3 separate regions of the Homo sapiens genome follow, and all the other regions are linked to region 2. A link is a contact called in ENCODE Hi-C or POLR2A ChIA-PET data. All regions are on one chromosome and are shown on one strand. Each heading gives the region's core, a stretch centred on a gene start or an enhancer-like site at or near the end of the contact. The rest is flanking DNA. Distances are from core to core; before and after follow the strand shown.

What was found. A loop is a pair of places that touch in the nucleus more often than their neighbours do. ChIA-PET counts read pairs that join two places held with the same protein, here RNA polymerase II (POLR2A). Pooled maps may share reads with other maps.
Region 1: a loop to region 2 is called in a pooled map, with 2.6 times the contacts of the local background. The contact joins two enhancer-like sites. A Hi-C loop is called at or near these places in 2 of 50 pooled maps. POLR2A ChIA-PET finds 5 or more read pairs at or near these places in 4 of 52 experiments (GM10248, HEK293, activated T-cell and 1 more).
Region 3: a loop to region 2 is called in a pooled map, with 2.8 times the contacts of the local background. The contact joins the promoter of NANS here to the enhancer-like site in region 2. A Hi-C loop is called at or near these places in 2 of 50 pooled maps. POLR2A ChIA-PET finds 5 or more read pairs at or near these places in 7 of 52 experiments (A549, GM10248, HepG2 and 4 more).

Annotation. Positions count from the first base shown.
Region 1 is chr9:98,034,149-98,036,848 of GRCh38, reverse strand. It overlaps a transcript of TRIM14 not described here. Among named protein-coding and RNA genes, the nearest start is that of NANS, 21 kb to the left of the region's middle. RefSeq lists enhancers at 675-814, 895-964, 143-1,342, 1,935-2,044. Within about 2 kb of position 1,293, at least 8 of the 41 ENCODE cell types and tissues checked have a DNase peak (open chromatin) inside an H3K27ac peak, as active enhancers do.
Region 2 is chr9:98,145,411-98,148,110 of GRCh38, reverse strand. The region is part of intron 2 of CORO2A (coronin 2A); the gene reads left to right. Among named protein-coding and RNA genes, the nearest start is that of TRIM14, 28 kb to the right of the region's middle. Within about 2 kb of position 1,255, at least 18 of the 41 ENCODE cell types and tissues checked have a DNase peak (open chromatin) inside an H3K27ac peak, as active enhancers do; they include PC-9, where a contact is called at or near this core.
Region 3 is chr9:98,055,453-98,058,152 of GRCh38, reverse strand. It overlaps NANS (N-acetylneuraminate synthase), which reads right to left and starts at 1,421. Exons shown (of 6, transcript NM_018946.4): 1 at 1,213-1,421. The coding sequence starts at 1,344. It also overlaps a transcript of TRIM14 not described here. RefSeq lists enhancers at 703-822, 1,863-1,912 and silencers at 1,073-1,242, 1,323-1,672.

The sequences.
Region 1 (2,700 bases), core at 44-2,543, 110 kb after region 2:
CCCCAGCACCAAGCACAGGACTTTTTGTTTTGTTTTGTTTTTTTGAGACCGAGTTTCACTCTTGTTGCCCAGGCTGGAATGCAATGGTGCGATCTGGGCTCACCGTAAGCTCTGCCTCCCGGGTTCAAGCAATTCTCCTGCCTCAGCCTCCTGAGTAGCTGGGATTACAGGCATGAGCCCCCAATCCCCCTGGCTAATACTGTATTTTCAGTAGAGATGGGGTTTCTCCATGTTGGTTAGGCTGGTTTTGAACTCCTAACCTCAGGTGATCCACCCATCTGAACCTCCCAAAGTGCTGGGATTACAGATGTGAGCCACCTTGCCTAGCATTTTTTTTTTTTTTTTTTTCAGATGGAGTCTCACTCTGTCACCCAGGTTGGAGTGTAGTGGCATGATCTTGGCTCACTGCAACCTCTGCCTCCCAGATTCCTGCGATTCTCCTGCTTCAGCTTCCCAAGTAGTTGGGAGTATAGGCACATGCCACCAGGCCTGGCTAATTTTCGTATTTTTAGTAGAGATGGGTTTTCACCATGTTGGCCAGGCTGGTCTCAAAATCTTGACCTCAGGTGATCTGCCTGCCTCGGCCTCCCAAAGTGCTGGCATTACAAGGACTTCTTTTTTTCTTTTTCTTTTTCTTTTTTTCTGTTTTTTTGAGACAGAGTCTCACTCTGTTGCCCAGGCTGGAATGCAATGGCACGATCTCTGCTCACTGCAACCTCCGCTTCCTGGGTCCAAGCGATTCTCCTGCCTCAGCTGGGATTACAGGCACATGCCACCACGCCTGGCTAATTTTTGTATTTTTAGTAGAGATGGGGTTTCACCATGTTGGTCAGGCTGGTCTCGAATTCCTGACCTCGTAATCCACCCACCTCGGCCTCCCAAAGTGCTGGGATTACAGCCGTGAGCCACCACACCCGGCCTACAAGGACTTCTTAATACCTAGTAGATGCCAATAAATATTTTCTGAATGAGCAAGTGCAGAAGAGAAAATATGACAGCGATGACTGAGGCGTAACTGACTTCATCTGTTCTCAGGCCACATTCTGCCCCTTGGGTGAACCTGACTGTTCCCTGAGTCGTCGCTGAAGTCAGCTTTCTGGCCAGTTCCTCAGAGGAAGAAGTGAAGCATGGAGCCACCCAAGCTGCCCAACCCCAGCTGCTGAGGGCCTGCCTCAGGTCCCATGGCCAAAGAACCTGCTTCTTCCAAGGCTGTCAGTTGTCCCATTTTCGGCACCCTTGCTGATCACACCCTCGCTGGTCACACCACCTACTTTCTGCTTCCCCAACCTTGGTTCTCATCCCTGTAACATAAGCATCATTTTTATGCTGACCCTGAGAGAGCAAACCCCCCATCACACTCTGGAGGGTGTGGGGGGTGAAAGTCAACACCTTCAGTCTCTGGTGGAGGCTTGTGACCTCTGACATCCCTCATTTGCCTCCGTTTTCCAGTGCACCCCACTGCTGCATCCACCAAAGCAGTTTCGAGTGCCTGCTTGCGTGCCTGGTACCACAGCAGGTGCTGGGGATAGAATGCGGAACAAAAGAGGCCTCCACGGTCCTTTTCCTGCAAACTGTAGTTTACAATAAAAGTAAACTATATTCACGTATAACTATATGGTCTTGAATTATGATGAGGGCAGTGAAGAAACTAATTGAGTGCCGCGTGAGAAATGAGGAAAGGGACCTTCTTTAGATGGGTGGCCAAGAGGAGTCTTTCTGATGAGTTGATGTTTTGGCTGAGACCCCCACCCCAAATGTCTTCCAAATGATAATAATCTCTTCCCTCACTGGGTCCCTATGGGGTCCTGGAACACTACAGTGTCCTGAGAAGTGCACAGGGTTTTGGATAATTCAGGCCGGGGTTCACCTCCCAGCTCTGTCCTTTCACGCAGAGGAACTTCTCAACGTCCTCCCCTGTGAAATGGAGACAGCCACCACCAGAGGGCAGTAGTGAGGACTACGTGAGAAGAGGTGTGTAAGGCCCCGTTGGCTCAGACCTGCCGAAACACTCAGGGAGGGGTCTCATTCCTGAGCCCCTGCTCCCATGCCTGTTTCCACCGCCCGCAACCTGCGGGGACCTTCCCACCCTCAGACCTCATCTTGACAGTTTATCCCTGTCACTGGCCTCATCCCTAGTTTGGCTGGTCCTGCCCCTCCCCGTACCCAGTTAGGACAGTTGGTCTGACGTGTCTCCACCTTCTCATCTCACCCTTAACTTCAAAGGGTCCCCAAAGCTTTCACAACTCTCACGCTTCTCCCTCACTGTCATTGGGAATCTCCTCCATTCTAGGGCTTCAAAATTTCCCCAGGTGCAGTGGCAGGAGGATCACCTGAGGTCAGGAGTTCGAGACCAGCCTGGCCAACATGGTGAAACCCCGTCTCTACTAAAAATACAAAAATTAGCTGGGTGTGGTGGTGGGCGCCTGTAGTCTCAGCTACTTGGGAGGCTGAGGCAGGAGAATCGCTTGAACCTGGGCGGTGGATATTGCAGTGAGCCAAGATCGTGCCATTGCACTCCAGCTTGGGCAACAGAGTAAGACCCTGTCTCGAAAAAAAACAAAAACAAAACAAAAAAAATCCGTATCTTCATGGGAGACCTTTCTCACCACACTGCTTCCTCATGGTCATCTCTGAAAACAACCCCAGGAACCAGAGCGCCCCATAGTAACTTGGGCTCCGCCGTGTGATACTGTCCCCGGA
Region 2 (2,700 bases), core at 6-2,505:
TTTTTTTTTTTTTCTTTTTTTTTTTTAATAGAGGCGAGGTCTCATGATGTTGCCCAGGCTGGTCTCAAACTCCTGAGCTCAAGTGATCCTCTTGCCTCAGCCTCCCAAAGTGCCAGGATTACAGGCATGAGCCACCACTCCTGCCTCTGTGTCCTTTCTTACTGCTGAATAGTATTCTATGGTATGGATGCACTACAGTTTATATAACCATTCACTCACTGAAAGCCAGTGGGTTGTTTCGAGTTTGGGGCTATTACAGATTAAGCTGTTACAAACATTTGTGTACATATTTTTGGGTGAATATAAGTAAGTCTCCATTTCTCTGGCATAAAGGGCCAGGAGTGCGGTTGCTGAGTCATAAGGTAGTTGCATGTTTAGCCTTATAAGAAACTGTCAATTTATTTTTACAAATTTTTAGTGTAAGTAAAATATTGCATGGAACCTCCTTATGCTAAAATATTTGTTGTTTATCTGCAATTTGAATTTTACTGGGCATCCTGTGTTTTACTTGCTAAATCTGACTTCCCTCCTCCCAGGTGATACCGATCTACTTGTTTGCCAATTGCATTTTCAATAGCAAGGCTCTAATCTAGCTCAGGTTCATAATTATGGAAAAATCTCAAGCACAAAAGTAGATAAAAATAATATGATGAACTTTCCTCAGCCCAGATTCTAGAATTATCAAGTTTGCCCTCTTGCTTCACTCATCCCTTTTACCTGAAGTATTTTAAAGCAAATCCTAGACATTTTGTCATTTCAACCTCTGCCCCCCGCCCCCTACCACATGTCAGTATGCAATTCTAAAACCAGGGACATTTTCTGACATAACCATAATGCCAGGATCACATTAATAATAACTCTTGTGTCACCTGATTCCTAATTCATGTTAATGGTCCCTGGTTGCCTCATACATGCCACTTTGCTTGTGGTTTGTTTGCCTCAAAGTCCAGATGGGGTCCACATCTTGCATTTGATTGATGTTTCTTTTTAATTTTTTCTTATTGTAAGTAGAGATGGGGTCTCACTATGTTGCCCAGGCTGGTCTCAAACTCTTGGGCTCAAGGGATCCTCCTGCCTCAGCCCCCCAAAGTGCTGGGATAACAGGCATGAGCCACCACACCTGGCCAATATGTTTCTTATTAAGTAACCACATCCATTACTACTGTGCAGGCACCATGCCATAGCACTTACCTGCACAGACAGGCCTTAGAGGCTCTTTATTATGTTGTAACCAGGGTTGGAGTGATTATGCTGATACCTTATGAACATTAGCCCCATTTATAGGGGATCTTGCCCCATTGCACAGATGAGGTCGCTGAGGCTCAGGAAGATGACTTCCCAGAGGACCCTGTGCAGTGTGTCCAGGACCCGAATGGGAGCCCAGACCTGGGTGTGGCCTCGGGCCTTGCTCTCACTTCACTGACATGAGGCCCCTGAGGTTTGGCACTGATTTGCATCAGCTCCTACTTGTTACCAGGATTACGTTCTGTGCCAGGCACAGAGATGTATCAGTAGGTGAGTGATGTGAGAACAAGGAAGGGACAAGCTAGCTAATGATTTAATTAAGTACATAAATTGCATTGAGATTGGGAGATGTCTGGCCTTGCCACAGCGTGCAGGAAGTCCTTCTCAGAGGGGCCGGGCTGCCCCAGGCAGTTTCAGATGTCCCAAAGGGAGTGACACTGCAGGCAGGGTCCCTCCCTCTTGCCTGTTGTGACCCAGGGTGAGCTGGTTAGAGGGAGGCTGGAGGTGAGTTTCGCAACCTGCAGCCTTGGCAACCAGGGACTGTACTCAGGGAACAAAGGCAGCAGGGGAAGGCTGGGGAGAGGCCAGGACTGTGCTCCTGAGCCTGGGGCCCAGCCTGCCACAGAGTCACTCCAGGGAGGGGGTGAAGAAGGTGGACTTTGCTGTGAGGTGTGGAGGGTGGGGAGGAATGAAAGCAAGGGCAGGCAGAGCCCCTGGGGGTCAGCCCTGGAACCCTGCTGGGAGTAGACAGGCCAGAGGGGACATGGGCCTGAGGGCCTAATGGACACCGTGGCTTTCAGGTGCCTGGGAGAGTGGAGAGGAGCATTTCACTGCCATGATCTTAAAGGCCAGCCTTAGCCAGCATGGTGGCTCACACCTGTAATCCTGGCACTTTGGGAGGCCAAGGCAGGAGATCACTTGAGGTCAGGCATTCGAGACTAGCCTGGCCAACATACCAAAACCCTGTCTCTACCAAAAATAAAAAATCAGCTGGGCGTGGTGGCACATGCCTGTAGTCCCAGCTACTTGGGAGGCTGAGGCAGGAGAATCACTTGAACCCGGGAGACAGAGGTTGCAGTAAACCAAGATCGCACCATTGCACTCCAGCCTGGGCGACAGAGCAATACTCTGTCTCAAAAAACAAACAAACAAAAAACCAAGGCCAACCTGACCCTTCTCAAGCCGATGTGTGTCCACATCACTCCGCTGCTCAGATGCCTCCCAGGACTCCTTGCTGCCTGCAGATAATGTTCTGCCTCTCTCATCAAAGCCCTCTATGCCCTGTCCTAGCCAACTGTTTGGAACCTCAGAGCCTTCCATAGCACATATCTGTTCCCTCCATACAAATTGCCCTTCTAGAAAGGCAGGGTATGGGCTAGTCTGGCATTTTGGAAGTCTCTTCCAGTTCTAGGGGTTTGTTCATCCTGGACAAGAACATACTCAAGGAATGGGTCC
Region 3 (2,700 bases), core at 172-2,671, 90 kb after region 2:
TTGAGCTCAGGAGTTCGAGACCAGCCTGGGTAACATGGCCAAACCCCATCTCTACAAAAAAATTAGCCCAGCATGGTGGTTCACGCCTGTGGGTCCCAGCTACTCGGGAGGCTGAGGTGGGAGAATCACTTAAGCCTGGGAGGCAGAGGTTGCAGTGAGCCGGGATCATGCCACTGCACTCCAGCCTGGGTGATACAGAGACCCTGTCTCAAAAAAAAAAAAAAAAAAAACCAGGAAAAAAAAAAAAAAACAGTAAGAGAAAACCTCCAGCCTGGGTGACAGAGCAAGACCCTGTCTCTAACATAGATAAATAAATAAATAAACATTTAAAAAACCTATCACAAATGATACAAAATCAGTTGAGTAGCATTGATGAAGGGAAAGGAAAGATGGGGTGAGCTATCTCTAAACCAAAGAATCATAGTGCAGGCCAGGCCTTATGCTGGGGGCTGGGGTCGTAATGAAGAATATGGCAGTCCCAACAGAAGAGGGAGCACGCATTTACCGACTCATGTGTGCCAAGTGCTGGGCTCAGAGCTCTATCTGAGAATCTCATTTGATCCCCATAACAACTCCATGTGGAAAGAACTGTTGTTTTCAAGCCCCGTTTTCAAATGGGGAAAAGGGTTCACGGAGGCTAAGTAAGCAGCCCATGTTCACACAGCTAGTAGTGGTGGAACTGAGATTTGAACTCAAAGGCCCGGCTTTTAACCACTTCATATTTCATATACAGGGAATGGCGGGTGAGAGAGACCACAGCAACTTCCAGGAACTGTCATTCCTGAAAGTAACTCTGTGTCGCTGAAGAATGTCAGAGAAGAATTATGACGGGCTGGAAGGGGCCCAGTCATTAAAATCTTGAAGGCTATGTTAAAGGGTTTCGACTCTACCCGCGGGCAGGAGGGAGCCACAGAAGGTGCCAGGCAGGGGGGATGGTCTGATCAAGTCTGACTTTTAGAAAGATTATTCTGGCACCAGAACGGGGAGGAAACAGGTCGGGTTAGGAGGCAGCTGCTGTAATGCAGAAAGGTCACGAGGGTGGCGGACACGGTGAGGAAGAGGGATCCGAAGGATTCCGAAAACGGAACTGGCGGGCGGGAAGAGGCCGGACCAGGGTACCCAGCCGCGGAGGCCGTGTGGCCCTGGCTCCCCGCGGCCCCGCCCCGCCCCTCCCGGCGCCCGAATCCCGGGTCCCGGGAGCTGCCGCCTCACCTTGGCCATGCGGATCATGCGCTTGGCTACGTCCAGGTCGCCCTGGTGGTTCTGGCCGATCTCGGCAATGATGAAGCACGGGTGTTGCCCGCCCACCCAGCGCCCGGGACACAGCTCCAGCTCCAGCGGCATTGCAGCGGCTCGGGGTCCAAAGCCTCACTACCAGTCTGGGTCCGGCCGCCGCCGCCGCCGCCTCTACTCTGTTCTGTGAGCAACGCTGCGAGACCCACACGCCAGCCCCGCCACGTCAGCCCGCGGTCGCCGGGCAGCCAATCCCCTAGGCCCCGCCTCTCTCCCGACAGCCAATCGGGGCGGGGGGCGGGGGCGGGGCCTCCCGCGGGAAGGGCGGCGGGGCGGGTCGAGGAAGCTCCGCGGCCCTCTCCTGTGCGAGGCTTGAGGCTTGCTGTCCCAGAGCGTGGTCTCGGACCATCGCGGTATCCGTGCGTGCACCCAGGAGCAAGCATTCCCTGCAGGAGGCGGACGGCTGCCTGCGCAGGGCATAGTCTATGTCCTGCTCTCAGGAGCATGGGGAGAGCGCGCCCTATGGTGTAATGGAAAAAACAGGGTTGCTAGAGTTAGAATCACAGAGCTGGATCGAGTCCAGCCTATGCCAGTCACCAGCTCCTGCTCATATATACGTTACTCAGTCTTCCGGAGCGTTATTTTTGTTTCTCTCTGAAGCAAAAAAATAAAATAGAACTGTGAGATGACGTATAGAAACCCCTGATCACAATACTTGGCTTGTAGTAAGTTTTCAAGAAGTGGCGGAGGTTCCTATTATATGAGAGGCAACAGGTTCGAGAAGTTGCACTGGCTTGTCCAAAGCCATCCAGAAAGCCAAAGCAGAGATGGGACTAGTACCCGGACCTCCCAGCCCCAGGCTCTTAAAATACAATCACCTGGGCGGGCGCGGTGGCTCACACCTGTAATCCCAGCACTTTGGGAGGCCAAGGCAGGCAGATCACCTGAGGTCAGGAGTTCGAGACCAGCCTGACCAATATGGAGAAACCCCGTCTCTACTAAAAATACAAAAAAATTAGCCGGGCGTGGTGGTGCGTGCCTGTAATCCCAGCTACTCGAGAGGCTGAGGCAGGAGAATCGCTTGAACCCGGGAGGTGGAGGTTGCAGTGAGCCCAGATCACACCACTGCACTCCAGCCTGGTGACACTGCAAGACTCTGTCTCAAAAATAAATAAATTAATTAATTAATTTAAAAAATAAGATAAGTTATTTCCCAAAATAAACCTCCTTCTTTCCTGGGAACTAGACTGCCTTTGTAGGACTAACAAATTAGCCACAAGATTAGACACGTAGGAGTCATGCACCTGGAGGCTACAAGATTCTGACCCTCCCCAAATTGCTCCTGGGGATAACATCACTATTGTAAAACCTAAGACCAGTGCTTGAGATATTTTGCAGACCCTGCACTTGATGGATCAGCTGGCACCACCAGATTGATAAACTGGTTCATCTGATCTTGTGTCCCCC